2 separate regions of the Homo sapiens genome follow, and region 2 is linked to region 1. Evidence: read pairs that join two places in POLR2A ChIA-PET (ENCODE). Cell type or tissue: PC-9. All regions are shown on one strand. Links, peaks and the distances in the headings refer to the core of each region. The heading gives the core; the rest is flanking DNA.

Region 1 (8,164 bases), core at 2,139-7,138:
CTTTCCAAATGAGGATACTTTCCATCCATAGGGATGATTGGATGTGTGCTGTTGGGTTGGGTCACCTTCTGACTAGGGCAGGGGTGGGGATGGCCCTATTTCTTCAGTGAATGAAGGCCAGGGTGCCCAGCCTCCTGCAATGCACAAACAGTCCACACAATGAAGGACTGTCCCAATGCCAGTAGCATCCCCATTGCCTCTAGACTCTTCCAGACTCTTTCCAAGTGACTCTTCTTTCTGTCACAGGCTTCCCTTCCCTTATCTAAGACTGACCTCTAAGGCCACTAACTCCTATTTTTAGGAGCTTCGTCCCAGTCCCATTTCTACCACAGACCTAGGGTGAGGTCTCTGTGTGGTAGTGTTAACTCTGTGTGTAATCCCAGCATCTTATTTGGCCAAGATCCAATGGTAACTCCTGACCTCCTGCAGATGAATTTTATCATTTATGGGCACAGAATGAAAATAGTAGTGAAGGTGAACATCTCACTCCAGTATCTGAGTCCCCAGTCCCACTCCCTCCACTTTGCTGGTGCTGTTCCCTCTAAGCTCTGCTCTCTAATTTTGGCCCCAACCCCTCTGCCTGACCAGCTGCTTGCTTCTTCCTTACTTAGCCAATGGCTCCATCTGGTCAGACCTTAGGATGATAAGCCCAGTTCTGGCCTCTTGCCCCCAGTCCTATTAGTGTGGTACCAGTTCTCTACTAGTAGAGACTTCTTCTGCCTGGACTACAACCCATTGTTCTGGATTTGGGTGAGGAATGTTCTCATGCAATTATCTCTGCGTGCAGGATTACAGATGGTTTTTATTCTCTCCTAATTATACTATTCTAATTTTATTTTTTTAGTAATCAGAATGTAATCTTATACCCTCTCTAGTTAGTCTCTTATTTATGTTTTTTTATTATGCAAGGATTCTATGAATATATTTTAAATATATTTCATTTTTTGTTAAAACAATGACGTTAAGGTATTTAGAGTAAAAGGCAATCATTTCACTTCCCTTGGCCCCAATTTAATGTATTCTTTCCAGAATTTATCAGCTTGATGTGTATCACTCTAGAACTTTTCTATGCATTTACCTATAAATACATCATTTGTATGTACGCATACATCAGCTATAAACTCAGCCACACGTAAAGGTTAACAAATGATTACTTCTAGGCAGCCATGTGGTCCACCATCTTGGTTAGTCTCCATTTTGCTCTGCCCATCCTGAGATTCCTGCTCTCTTGGCTCAGGTTCCTTGTCTGCTTTCCCCAGCCTGATGGGGAATATGTTCAAATATTAGACAATAACATATAGGTAGGTAGCTACCATCTTCCTCTGGGTGCCTCAGAATTATACCTGAGAAAATACATAACACAATTTGCATTTTATCACATGCTGACTTTAGGGTGATTTCTCAATCTTGGCAAATTTAGGGGAAGACATTTTTACTACAATCTTTTACAATTTACAAATAATAAAACTATGTGGTCAGTTTATCAGCCCCAAAGTAGGTATTGTCCTATTAGACAAATAGTTGAACATCTGATATGTGGAAAAATATCCGACTGAGAAACGACAAGTAAAAAATAGAATTCAGAGAAGCAATGAGTCATGGCCTAAATGAACAAATACATTAAATGATATATTAAATGGAACAGGATCTCCAAAGGAACGTTGAGGCTGGCTTAAGGTAATCTTCCCCATCTCAGAATTGTAGATCTTAGAGGGTCGCAGGGATACTGGGGATCACAAACACTTTTTTTGTAACTTTATCATTTGCTTGGGTTTTTAATTCCCTTGAAGACATGATCAGCCCTCTTTACACTACTGCACACACACGCCCTTATTTTCGTCCTAAAATAAAGTTTGATTTAGACCAATTTTTTCTCCCTTACATGACTATAAATCTACCTCCCAAATAGATAAACAACCTGGCTTTCTGGGTTTAGCAGGATGGTAACATCTATGCTAATCCCTGATCAGCCAGGTGCTTGCCCCCTGGGAGACCTTGAATTAAGACCAGCCTCCCTGCTCCTTGCTATTCTCCAGTTACTTCCTCAGACAGTCACATTAGCATGCTCTTCTGCCCTCCTGGCCTGTGGGATAGGCTAACAAATGAAACATGGGAAAGATGTTTGCAAAAAGGAATCCCTTGTTGACATAGGCATGATGAAAAGAGACAGGTCAGCTCAGACAGGAGGCTTTACATCCCGACACTGGCTCCACCTCCAGTCATAGAACCCACCACCCTAAGTGAGTGCCAAGCACTGTGCTTGCAGCTAGGGGAAGGCAGCGATGAAACAGTCGATCTAGCTGGGAGGTGCTGACTAAAACATATGGAAAAGCAGACAACAGTGCTAGAAAATAGCTAGTGTCAACACCAAGTGTCACAGGATGTAGTTTCTGTATTCAGAATTTAAGATATCTCCTATGCAAGATGCCCCATCTTCATAGGTTGTGCGCCTTCTTAGGACCGCAGCTTTTGCTTCGTGGTGTAGTGTTTGGTTATAACTGATTTAGTATTGCTTATTATTTCATATATGTTTGTCGTCCCATCTGGCTTGTTAAGTCGTTGCAGGTGAGAGTCACATGCTTCTCTTAATACCTAAAAATTCATGGGCATGTAATGATCTCTCTTTCCCTTTTTTTGCAGTTCGAAATGTAATTCATATATCATATGATTGACTCATTAAAGGACAGAATTGGATTTTTTTTAGTATATTCACGGAGTTGTGAAACCATCATTACAACTGATTTTATGACATTCCCATCATGGCCCAAAGAAACACTGTGCCCTTTAGCTTTTTACTCCTCATCCTCCCATCCCTTCCCCCACACCCAAGGCAAACACTAATCGACTTTCTGTCTCTATGGATTGCCTATTCTGGACATTTCATATAAATAGAAGCATATAATATGTGGCCTTTTGGGTCTGGCTTCTTTCACTTAACTGAATGTTTTCATTCATGTCATAGCATATATCAGTACTTCCTCCTTTATGGCTGAATAATATTCTATTGTATGGATAGACTACATTTCATTTATCCATTTATCGGGTGATGGATATTTGGGTTCTTTTCTCTTTTTTGGCTATTATGAATAACTCTGCTATGAACATTCATACACAAGTTTTTGTATGGACATTTTTTCATATGTCTTGGGTATATCACAGAGTAAAATTGCTGGTCAAACGCTAACTCTGTCTTTAACTTTATGAGGAACTGCTAGACTATATTTCAAAAATGGCTGCATCATTTTACACTACCACCAGCTGCGTATGAATGAGGTTTCTGATCCTCACCAATATTTGTTATTATCAGAATTTTTGATTCTAGCCATTATAGTAGGTGTTAAGTGGTATCTCATTATGGTTTTGATTTCTATTTCCCTGATACCTAATGATGTTGAGCATCTTTTCATGTGCTTAATGGCTATTTTATATCTTCTTTGGAAAAATGTCTATTCATTTTTTTTCCCATTTTTAAATTGGGTTATTTATCTTTTTGCTATTGAGTTATAAGAATTTTTAAAATGCATCCTATATACAAGTTTCTTATCAGATCTGTGATTTGGAAAAACTTCTCCCATTGTGCAGATTGCCTTTTCACTTTCTTGATGATGTCCTTTGAAACACAAAAGTTTTTAATTTTAGTAATATTCAATTTATCTACTTTTTTCTTTTGTTGCTTGTGCTTTTGGTGTCATATTGTAAGGCTCCATTCCCAAATCCAAGGTCATCAGCATTTACCCCTATGTTTTCTCCTAAGAGTTTTATAGTTTTGGCTCTTCCATTTAGGCCTTTGATCCATTATGAGTTAAATTTTAGATGGTTAAGAATAATTTTTTTTTTTTGAGACAGAGTCTCACTCTGTCACCCAGGCTGGAGTGCAGTGGTGCGATCTCAGCTCAGTGCAACCTCCGCCTCCTGGGTTCAAGCAATTCTCCCTGCCTCAGCCACCTGGGTAGCTGGGATTACAGATGCTCGCCACCATGCCTGGCAAATTTTTGTATTTTTAGTAGAGACGGGGTTTCGCCATGTTGGCCAGGCTGGTCTCGAACTCCTGACCTCAGGTGACCTGCCCACCTCGGCCTTCCAAAATGCTGAGATTACAGGCATGAGCCACCACGCCTGGCCAAGAATGATTTCTTAATATACGTCTGTTGACTGTTGTATAATCAAAAGAAAGATCAAGCTAAGTTTTATTACTCATTCAGCAAATATTTATTGAGGACCTACTATGTGGCAGGTTCTTTTTAGGCATTTGGGATACAGCTGTGGGCAAAACAGGAGAGCCCTGCTCTTAGGAAGTTCTAAGAATAGTGGGAGACAGATAGTGGCATCATCTCAGATACAGCAGGAAATGCTGTGAAGAGAAAGTACAACTTGGTTTCAAAAAGTTTGGCCTGGGGACCTGATCCAGTCTGGAAGGCCAGGGAAGGCAGCAACCTGAAGAGGGAGGAAGAGGGAGTGAGGCAAGTGTGGGGTGAGGGGTAGGAAGAATGTTTTTAGCAGAAGAAACACCACACTGAGTGAGAAAGGGCAATGGGAACAAGAAAATTAGAGACGCAGGCAGGGGACAGAATCAGGAAGACCTTTTATTAAACCCTTCCTGTATTCCCTTGGAACACATGATCTGTCCCCCCTCACACTACCGCACACAAACATCTTTCTAAGCTCTTTTCTGTGCTGCATTATTTTAAAGAAGTTTTATTCCAACCCTGGGAGGCAGGGTCATTATGCATTCCTTGAATGAAGAAATCTTTGCCCAGGGAGGTGAGGTGACTGAATTGTAGGCCCACCCAGCCAGCAAGCAGAGAAGCCAGTTGCAAACCCAGGGCTGTCCAAGCCCACGCCCTGCTCATACAGGTCTGCTGCGCTGCCTCTGCTCAAGATGAGTCATCCTCCAGGGAAGCTCTGAGGTTGAGGTTTAGGAAAGAGCAGCCTTTATTGAGATATTTTAGTCAAGAATTCTGAAAATACTTGTCTGGAAGAGAGACTAGAGCACACAACTTGGGGCTAGAGTCTTCCGGCTGTGAAAGCATGAAAATGCCAGCTGCCCTACCGGTTGTTAGGGAAAAGCCTAGTCACCCTCAATGTCAGGAAGCCAAGCTTAATTGTTCCTTTTATGCAAAGAAGACATATTCTAAGATAAAGTTTTCCGGAGTCTCATGGCCTCAGCTTGGTGGTCACAGTGGACTTGAGGGGTCCATGCTTCTCTGGAGGTGCCTGATGTAAGATCATTCTCGGCTTACTCTGAAGAGTTCAAAAGCTGGACCTCAACATCATGTCACCACATGATGGTCCTTGCCTTGACCAGAGTGATTGATTCTTCTGGTTAAAGAAAACTAATAAATCATTTTATTTACTCTACTTCCCAAAAAGCACTACAGCCCTTTAAGGGACAGTGTTGCTGGTGTGGGTACGTGAATCTCAACTCTGCAGGCATCTGGAGAAGACTGATGGCACAGGAAACCCTAAATGCAGATGATATTTCCCACCTGATTACCCAGAAGCAATCAGCCTGGTGTGGCTGTACAGCCTTGGGCAGCTAAATGTCCTCCTTTGGAAGTTGCAGGCTTTTAGATTTCGGAGTCTGTCCAGCTGGAAGCTCAGGCAGAGATGATAAAGCAGAACTTATGGTAAAGCTTTATGAAAAGTAATATCCTAAAAGTAGATGGGGAAAGTTGCTTATCTCAGACTACAATGCTTCTTGAAATTTCTGTACATTTCTACCCCCACCCTGAGCCAGCCCTTCTCTGCTTATCTGTGAACTTGAAAATGAGACTAGGGATAAATTGGCCTCAGCGATGAGCTTGTGCTCTTGGAGTGTATGACTAAGTGCAAAGACACTTGTGGCTCGTGTAACTGGGTCTTACCACCTCATTTCTCTATTCCAGCTCATACTCTTATGTCTTAATCTATTTTGCTTGACAAAAGGCAGTGTCACAATTTCAAAATGCCGAGGGCCAGGCATGTCATTTTCATAAATGATTGAAATGGGCTAGGAGTTTTGCAAGAAGAAGCAGTACAAACAGAAAAACTGGAGATTCCCTCTCTAGAAGGGGCAACAGCTACTCAGTCCCAATTCATTGTTGCCATGCAAAAATTGGGCCAGTGTTGGAAGACATTATCATTTTTTCAAAAAAGCCAGAAATCCTTAATTTTATTGAACATTTTTATATTTAAAGCAATGTGGGGATCAGGCACACTGAAGGCTTATAGGCTACCAGCTTGCAATCTCTGCAGAAGAGCGTGGTGCCTGCAAACACAGACTCTGGAATCCAATTAACTAAATTTGCATTCTGTGTGAACTGTGGACCTTGAGCAAATTATCCAATCTTTTATTATCATCATCAATTAAAAATTCACCCATTGAGATGTTTTGAGAATTAAACGTGGTTAGCAGAATTCCTGACCTATGGTAAATTCTCAATAAAGGTTAACTATTCATATTCTACTTTGAGTTCCTTTGAAAAGACAATCTCCATCCTCAAAGAGCAGGTTTGCAAAGACTCCTAGTGCTGAAAACTGCCCAGCAACAGGCCCTGCTGGGAGTGTCTGAGCTGTAAGCTCAGAAGAGCAGCCGCTTGCTTTCCTGCAGCTCATCCAAGGCCAGAAACCCAGCCCCTCCCCCACTAGGCATGCCCAGAAACTATAGATCCTGCCTTAATTACCAGCAATTAAGCCGCTTCAGCCTGCAATACAGGATCAGGCACTGCGCCCTGGCCTCCTGAGGACCTTACAGGAACACGGCTCAGCCCTTCCAGATCCTCCCTTACCTCCAACCATTTATTTAATCCCTGGCCACCCCTACTCCCTCTTCAAACCTCCCTGGTGTCAGATACACACTGAGCCATGGAAACCTGAGGACCTTGGGCAAGGGTCCTTCTTTAGCTGCATTCTAACCCTCTGCATCCAAACAGGCATTCCCAAGAGCAAACCTCAGCTCACAGGAATCTCTCTGGATCACATGAGAGATGGAGGCCCCTGTCCTTGCCAGTGCATTTTCTTCATTGGCTAAAAAACATTTGTAAGAGGAAATTTTCTTACATCAGGGAAAGGAAATAATACATTTACTCAAGTGGGAAATAAACTTGAGAAAAGAAAAACAAAAGGCCTTCTAGAATGGGAGAAAGGCAGACTAGCAGAGGCAGAGGTGTTTCCTTATTTTTTAAATTTTTTATTTATTATTTTAGAGACAGGGTATCTAAAAATAAAGAGACCCCATTTTAGAGCTGGGGTCCCCAGCTTGGATGACAGAGCCCAGGCTGGAGTACAGCAGCACAACCATAGCTCACTGCAGTCTCAAACTCCTGGGCAAAAGGGATCCTCCCACCTCAGCCTCCTGAGTAGCTGGAATTACAGGCATGCCCTGCTGCCACACCCAGCCACAGGTATTTCTTTGAAAGAGGACCCTCTGCAAAAATTGAGTGAGTTAGTTAGGGAGATGCTGGGGGAGGTAGCCATTCAGACAGTTCTCCAGATACCTGTGCAGACTTTAAATAGCAAAATGGTAAGAACACCAGGGCTCAAACTTGGAGATCCATTTTAGTAAAAGCATCTCTGGGTTTGAAGCATTCTTGGACACAGGCAGGTAGGAGAGGCTGGAATAAGGAAGGCTGACTTTTCCCTTCGCCTTTGAGTTTCACATCTATGGCACAGTCTGAAACAGCTAGGAAATCTCCTCTACCAGCTTTTGTTTGCAGCCTTGGTCTCAAGGCGGCTTTTCCTAGCCCCTGGGGAGACTAGGCATGTGGCTTACACCTGCTCTTGGCTCTGGGGCTCTGAGGCCAGATGAAGCTAGTACTCAGGGTAGCTGAGCCACATCCATCTGTGACCCAAGGTTACAATGAACCTCTGGGAGGCCAGGCAGGAGCTTCCGTGGTCTCTAACCCACAGATGGCTTTGTTCTATTTACAGATCCAGAGCCAATGGAAATTCACTAATTCAGTAGTTATTAATGTCTGTCAGCCCAGTTAAAAAAACATACACACAATTAGAATTTAACGAAAATTTAAAATGAAGATTTAATGTAGCTTCTTTATATATATAGATCTTTTATTTCTTAGGCATGTCTGTGTTTACCTAGATAATTCAGGCAAAAAAAAAAAAAAAAAAAAAAAAAAAAAAAAAAAAAACAACTCCCACCAGCTTGACTCAGTGTGATTACCTACCT
Region 2 (8,164 bases), core at 1,797-6,796, 1.2 Mb before region 1:
GCAATCCTCCCTCTTCTCTCTCCAGCTGCTTAATCAGCCTGCCCTAAAGAGAGGGCTTTGGTTTGGGGTTTTGGTTTTGTTTTGTTTTTGAGATTTAGTACTGCATATATTTCAGCACGCTACATGGAGTTCAACAACACGTAAAAGCCATGAAATTTGACATTCGTTTCAGAGCCTTGGCTAAGAGATGAAATTATTATACCAAGAAAAAAATGATACTTAGGAAAGTGAGAACTTCCATCGAATCCATACCTCACCAGCATTATGACATTTTTGCTTAAGCTGCTGTGTGGGCCTGTTTCCTTGATGGGCTCAAAATAGGCGAGACAAACCAAAAAAGGAGGTGTGAAAATGACGCAAGAAGTCTGATTCCGTGCCCCGCAAAAGTCAGTTTGGCTCCCGAAGTTACTCCATGGTTACGCCTGCAGGCCGCACCCCAAACAGACTGGTAACCCCAGAGTACATTGCAGGAGTCCTGCACCTGCGGCAAGGCCGGCGTTTGGCGGACGCCGAAGTTGCAGGCCTGAGATTAGACAATTGAGAAGGGGGCTGGGGCGGGGGCAACCCTTTAAAACTGAGAACCCACAATTCGGAATCCAGGATTACTAGCGCCCCTCGCAGGGCTTCGGAAGGGGCAGTGCAAGCGAGGAACCCAGAAACTCAGGCTCCGTGAGTTTCAGGGCACATTTGTTTGGGGGTTTTAAAATACGTCTCTTTTGCCCCACATGTCCCTGCTAGCGCAGCCCCCTAACTGCTCTGGCCGACCGTGGACGCCAGCTAGTTCTAGAGGCGTGGAGTCTGGAAGCAGCGCTTGGGTAAGGAGAAGCACTCGGAGAATATCCTCGAGGAGTTTAGGGCTTTTTGAGAAGCTCCCCCTCAAAGGTCTGATGGGGAGTCCCGGGCGTGAGCCCCTCCAGCTGGGAGGCCTGGAGCCGCGGAGGGTCCTCCTCCCTCTCCAGCCTCCGCGCTCCAGCCCCGCGGCCCGGAGCATTGGGCCCACCTAGCCCCAGGACTACGTGGCCGGCCCAGCGCTGTAATTGCTCTGTTCCTTCACGAGGCCCAGAGAGAGGGGCGCAACTCCCTGATCGTCAGATCGCCCTTCCCCGCCAGCAAAGCGACCGCGGGCCTGTTCCCGCCTCTACCCCTGAGGCGCTGGGCGCAGCGGTCCTGCTTTCCCAGACCAGGGCGCGCGTCTCTGGGTTCATGCCTCAGAGGTGGCCCCGGGGTTGGGGAAGAGGGCAGTAAATAGAATCTGATCGGCCTTGGGAATCCCCCTGTCCCGCCTACCCAGGCTTGGCAAACAGGCCGCGCAAACCCTCCTGAGAACCGGACAGTCTGGGGCGAGGGCTAGCAGTAGCCTGTCCAAACCAAAGAGAATGAGTTCGAGTTTTAAAGCAAATCTCAGGCTTCACTGTTTAGCTTGATGGACTCAGCTTCTCCTTTTAGGGAGCAAATTAAAGTTCAGATGGAAAAAGCTAAAAGATGTTGCCCACCCTCGGGTCTCCCTCTTTGTCCAAAGATATGCACATCCCCCTCACCTCCCCTTCCATCTTTCACAACTGCCTGAACTACTACAGCAATGAAACATGTGTTTTGTGGAAAATGTTACAATAAGTGACAATGAAAGCTATAATAAAAAAGAAGTAAAGATCTTTATACCAGTGTTGCTGTGCACAATGTGTGTATGCATATACATGTCTCTATGCATGTGTATCTATTTATATGTTTATAGATAGATATTTGTTGGTTTGCTTGAGTGTATACTGTAGGTTTAAATTTGCATTCTAAAACTGCAAAAATACAGTTTTATGTCACAACCACAAATGCCAAGCTTGGTCACACATGATCTTTTAAAGGCCAACTAAAATGCTATTTTCTTTTCATTTTTATTTAGAACCTCCAAAACAGGAGCAAGCTTTACTTTTAAAATGAAACCACTCTACATGTGAAAGATGACATGCATAAATGGTATTTACAATGGAATGTTTAAAATTCATTTCTTTCTGTAATGTAACCTGACTTCTGAGCAAAGGGATTTCGCTTCTTGGTGGGGCCTCTAGGCAGAGCCAGTTCTTGGCACCAATAGCATTGCCTGATGCTGTAAAACACTAAATCTGGACAGATTTACACAGAACAGAAGCTTTCATTTCACCCTTCAAATTCCAGCCAAACAGGATTGGGGACTTTTCTATGTTCCAGACTCCCTGAATGTTTTTCCAGGTTGTGTGGTTGAGTTCCAGCCTACAGCAGCTCAACCAGAATCACCACATTATTAGGCACAGAAATGAGATCTATGTCCTCATATTTTTTATTGTGTCCACATTGTGAAACAAAGGCATTTTAAAGATGCAGCTACTGGGACATTAATGAGACAATGCATGTCTATGTGATGAAATAGCAATTTGGAGATGGGTTTTACATGTCAGAAAGAAATATTGTTTTATTTGTAGTCCTTTACTTGCAACTGTCTTCACAGTTGTTTATTTTTTCTAAATAATATTTTTATGAAGACAAAAATTAATCAAGAAGCCATTCAAGATCATTTTTCCAGACACCACATGAATGAAGCTAACTTCTTTCCATTAGGACAGGCATAGATTTTCCTCTAACTTTAAAATAAATGACTGCTATTTACACTGGTAGAGAGACCACTCCGAAAGCTGTTTTCCTCTACTGTTAATGAAAAGTATACTATATTTCCCCCAAATGAAACTTAGAATTATTTAACTGGACTGCCAGGTGTATCACTATTAATAGTGTTTAAGTACATTTTGGGAGAGGTGGAAGGGCTCCTCTGCTACACCCTAGATGTACTCGATACATAGAGTTATACTCTCAAGATGCTTATAACTTACCACAAATACAATTCAGGACATACGTTGTGAGACAAAAAGCAAAGGCATTTGCATGATCAGAGTTAGGACAGAGAATGGACTAAAAACATATCTCCTTGGTGCTAAATTCATTCATAGCTGGTAAGATAATTAAGGACATTTTTTTCCACATAAATTTAGTCACATATGTTTGAAGCTTTGTGCAACTGTGGCATGTACCGATACTTCTGCAGAAACCCCTCTAAAGCACCCAAGGAGCCTGAAATATTAAGGTAGCCCCCACATCTCCCTTCTTTTACAGGACATGCTTGTGAAGAATAGCGGAAAATACAACGTACTGAGTTAGACAAATATTTAACTTGTTCCACGTCCAAGGTAAATCAGATTTCAGGCCAACATATGGGCTCCAGTTCAGGGCCCGAGGCCCAGGCCTCAGGTTAGGCCTGGGAGTAAATGATGTGTATGGTCATTGTCAGAGACTCTGGCTGGGCCAGGCAGACTTGGGTCACCCACCTTCCCACGGACCATGGAGGGACTGAGCTTTGCCTTACGCAAGAACCCATCACAGTGTAGAGCTCTCTGAGGTAGGCCCTGCATGGCTGGTCTAGAATCCGAAGTTAACCTCTTACTTGTCTGAGTTCCTTTAGGGCAGGCACTATTATTTATTAGCTTGAGGTTCCTTACATTCAGCACTATGTCTGGTACATGGTAAGCACTTGATATGTCTGATAAATCACATCAATCATTTAGGTTGCTGGTGAAGAAGACCACTTAGTTAGGGTCTTTGGATCTTCAGATGGCTTCAGACCATCTAGATGTGTTCTGTACTACAGTGGCCTCTAGCCACAGGTGGCAATTGATGCTTGAAATGTATCTAGTCCAAATTGATGCAGGCCGTAAGTGTAAAATACATTCTGGACTTTGTAGGTTGTCTTAGTAAGTCTAGGCTGCTATAACAAATTACCACAGACTGGGTTGCTTCAGCAACATTGATTTCTCACAGTTCTGGAAGCTGAAAGTTCAAGATTAGGGTGCCAGAATGGTTGGGTTCTTGTTGAGGACCCTCTTCCTGTTTACATCCCCACATGGCCTTTCCCTGGTGCTTGCAAGAGGGGTGGTGTGGGGGTGGGCTCAAGGAGGGAGAGATATATCATGTCTCTTCCTTTTCTTGTAAGGGCATTAATCCTATTATGGGAACTCCATCCTTCTGACTTCATCTAAACCTAGTTACCATCCAAAGGTTTCACTTTCTAATATCATGACATTGGGGATTAGGGCTTCAACATAGTAATTTTGGGGGCAGTGCAAGCATTCAGTCCACAGCAAGGAGATTATAAAATCGGAATGCAAAAGTCTCATTAATAATTTTATATTAGTTATATATTGAATGATACTTTGGGTATATTGGGTTAGATAAAATATGTTTGTGGAAGCCAACAAAAAATAAACAATGGGGGAAAGGACACACTATTCAATAAATAATGGCTGGGAGTATGCTGAAGAATGAAACTGGACCCCTATCTCTCACCATATACAAAAATTAACTGAAGATAAATTAGAGACTTAAATGTAAGACATCAAACTATAAAAATCCTATTAAAAACCTGGAAAAACTCTTCTGGACATTGGCTTAGGCAAATATTTTATTGGTAAGACCTCAAAAGCAAATGCAACAGAAACAAAAATAGACAAATGGGACTAAATTAAACTAAACAGCTTCTGCACAGCAAAAGAATCAATCAACAGACAACCTATAGAATGGGAGAATGTATTTCCAAATTATGCATCTAACAAAGGATGAATATCTAGAATCTATAAGGAACTAAAATGAATCAACAAGAAAAAAATAACCCTATTACAAAATAAGCAAAGGACATGAAAAGACACTTTTCAAAAGAAGACATACAAGCAGCCAGCAAACATATGAAAAAATACTCAACATCATTAATCATCAGAGAAATACAAATTAAAACCACAGTGAAATACCACCTCATATCAGTCAGAATGACTATTATTAAAAAATCAAAAACTAACAGATGTTGGCTGGCAAGGCTGCAGAGAAAAGTGAACACTTATACACTGTTGGTGGGCATGTAAATCAATAAAACCTCTATGGAAAATAGTGTGGAGACTTCTCAAAGAACTAAAAGTAGAGCTACCATTCAACCCAGCAATCTTATTACTGTGTATCTACCCAAAGGAAAAGAAATTGTTATACGAAAGTGACACCTGCACTTGTATGTTATTGCAGCATTATTCACGAGAGCAAAGTCATGGAATCAACCTAAGTGTCTACCAACAGTTGACCGGATAAAGAAAATGTGGTACTTAAACACCACAGAATACCATGCAGCCATAAAAAACAATGAAATCATGTTCTTCACAGCAACATGGAGGGAGTTGGAGACAATTATCCTAAGTGAAACAACTCAGAATCAGAAAATCAAATACCACATGTTCTCATTCATAAGTGGAAGTTAAGCAATGAGTATGCATGGATCTAAAAATGGAAGTAATAGACACTGGGGACTCTAAAGGTGTGGGGGGATGAAGGCTGAAGAACTACCTATTGGGTAGTTTACTATTTTGGTGATGGTTCACTAGAAGCCAAAACACTTCAGCATTATGCAATATACCCATGTAACAAGCTTGCACATGTATCACCTCTGTCTAAAATTTTGTTAAATGTATATAAATAGACATTAATGTATGTACACACATATTTGTGGTAGGTAGCCTCTAAGATGGCCCCTGCTGAGCTCAGCCTCCCAGTAGTCATGCCCATATGTAATTCCCTCCCCTAGGCTCTAGGCTAGGCTTAGTATTTCAATACTAACAAATGACTATGACAGAAGTGATGGGCTGCAGCTTCCAAGCTGAGATTACAAAAAGACTGCGGCTTCTATCTTGGGTGCTCCCTCTCTCACTCATTAGCTTGCGCCACCTCTATCTCTCTTTCTATCTCAAAGCCATCGTGCATTGCTGACCCAACACAATGGTAAAATATTAAATGTGTGTTTTAAGCTACAATTTTGGGACAATTTGTTATGCACAATAAATAATAAATTCACTATTACAAAAATTAATTTCACCAGTTTCTTTACACTTTTTAAGATATGGCTACTGGAACATTTTGATTACATGTGTGGCTCCCATTATATTTCTACTGGACAGCACTGGTCTGTCTCTGTGACTCAGATGGGACAACACTGATCCAGATTTAATTTGGGATTCTAAGGAGCTGGACTCAAATGTATGTTATTTAAAAACATGAAATATTTAGGTATAAATCTAACAAAATATGTTCTAATCTATAATCCCTTGGCTAAACCAATTTCTGATATTTACATATTAAACAGTTGTGGACTGAGAGTCAAGAGTTATCCTAGTCCCAGGGTAGCCCATAGTCAGCTAAAAATTTTACCCAGAGAGGCAACTTTTAAGCGTCCCTTGCAGTGTTAACATTTTGTGATCCAACAACTGCTTACTTCAGCATTCACTTGAAACCAAGGAGTAACAGCAGAATTGGTAATAGCTGGTTTGGTGTTTTCTTTTAATAATGAACCCAATGTTAGTAGCTCCACTTCTCTAAAATAGTCTTTTAGCAAAGAGTGGTGAGAAGGTCATGGGGAGGAGGAAACCATCTAAGACTAAGGAGCATTCTCCAGCACACCCCAAACGGCTCCCTAAATCTTCTGCAGCTCTCCACAGACCTTCCTGGAAGTTCTTGCATCTCTGTTCGTTACCACTCCTGACATCTCAGAACTCCAGAAAACTGTGTTTTCATTTAAGAGTGTTTGTAGCTAAATTTGAAGTTGGGAAGAAATGAAAGACTTAGCTCTCTATTTATTTGTATTTGCAGAACCACAGAAAGCCAAGGTGATCATTAGAAAAATATTTTAGAATGCTATCTTTTCTATCAGATTGTATTTTTCTAGTACAGTGACAAATTCTCTTAAGTTTTCAATAGCTAAACATATCAGTTTCCATTGTTGACCAGAAAGCTGATTTGAGTCTCCAGTGCTCGGTATTTATAGGTAATCATGGACTAGGACTGTGTTACAAGAATGAACATTTGTCTTGTGTGGGTTTTTTTTTTTTTTTTTTTTGCATTTAAGTAAGAAATTCTCTTCCTTACATATCTTAAATGCATTTTATTTTGACAACATGATTGCAGATACAATACATGGCACTTCAAAGAGGGATGACTTTTCTAGTATGTTTTGACCAAAAGTGGATCGTCTACTCAAAGACTATCATTGACAGTTTCAATCACTTAAAAATGACCACTGAAAAATGTTGCTGAAGACATTCCAGCTTTGGACATACTGGGTGATTTAGTGAGGGGCAGACATTAACACAGGCCATCATTCCATAACTGTTAGTGGATTGCGGCTGCTCTGAAATTTTGCGTAAAAAAGTGAGACATGTTGTTAATGTAAATTAGCATTATTTTAGCAGATAGTACTTAATGTTTTGTTACATCTATTTCTATTGCCTTTAATTTTTCAAATTGTTGTAACAATATTTTAGTAGATTTTAGATTTCCTGTTAGAAATGAGCTTTAGAAATCCCTTGTTCAACTGTAGAAATAATCCTGAGGGAATGAAAAAGCTATGTTAACTGTTTTGAGAAAACAATTACAAATCAGAGCTTTGTATTAAATGACTGTTTTAATTCTAGATTTTGAGTTTCAAATTTTAAATCAACATCATTTTTCTCCTCTTAGTGCTTGTCTAAGTACACAAAATAAGTTAATCAATAATTTCAGATGATATTAAAGTCTTTTCAAGTTTTGGCCAGGTGTGGTGGCTCATGCCTGTAATCCCAGCATTTTGGGAGGCCGAGGCAGGCAGATCACGAGGCCAGGAGTTTGAGACCAGTCTGGCCAACACAGTGAAACCGCATCTCTACTAAAAATACAAAAAATTAGTGGGGGGAGCCTGTAATCGCAACTACTCGGGAGGCTGAGGCAGGAGAATCGCTTGAACCGGGAGGCAGAGGATGCAGTGAGCCGAGATTGTGCCATTGCACTCCAGCCCAGGCAACAGTGAGAGACTTGGTCTCAAAAAAAAAAAAAAAAAAAAAAAAGTCTTCCCAAGTTTTTAAAACAATGGAATTAAAGTAGTGTGTATGCTCTTCTGTTTTCTATAGGCACTAACGCCAGACATTGCTTCACTGAACTAAGCAAGCTGGCTTTCTAAACATGCTCAACATATGCTTCTGATAACTTTCTGAAACTAGTAATGAATGGCACAGTATGTTAGAGCATGCTTATTTAAATTAATATCCAAGAAGTAAAGGTTCTTAATTTTTATTCTCATTTTAAA

The links. Peaks named below come from ENCODE experiments on the same cell type or tissue, not always from the same donor. Only the 100,000 strongest peaks of a DNase experiment are listed, where the experiment ranks them.
Region 2: POLR2A ChIA-PET joins it to region 1 with 15 read pairs; 1 of 35 experiments calls an interaction of 5 or more read pairs at or near these places.

Annotation. Positions count from the first base shown.
Region 1 is chr5:72,064,566-72,072,729 of GRCh38, reverse strand. No RefSeq gene overlaps it. Among named protein-coding and RNA genes, the nearest start is that of MAP1B, 39 kb to the left of the region's middle. In PC-9, for the core only: no CTCF peak of the experiment used is centred there; DNase peaks (open chromatin) are centred at 4,419, 4,879 and 5,859; H3K4me3 peaks cover 772 bases; H3K27ac peaks cover 3,975 bases.
Region 2 is chr5:73,223,405-73,231,568 of GRCh38, reverse strand. All of the region lies in intron 1 of LOC124901002 (a long non-coding RNA gene), which reads right to left. Among named protein-coding and RNA genes, the nearest start is that of TMEM174, 54 kb to the right of the region's middle. RefSeq lists an enhancer at 938-1,563. In PC-9, for the core only: no CTCF peak of the experiment used is centred there; a DNase peak (open chromatin) is centred at 2,188; H3K27ac peaks cover 511 bases.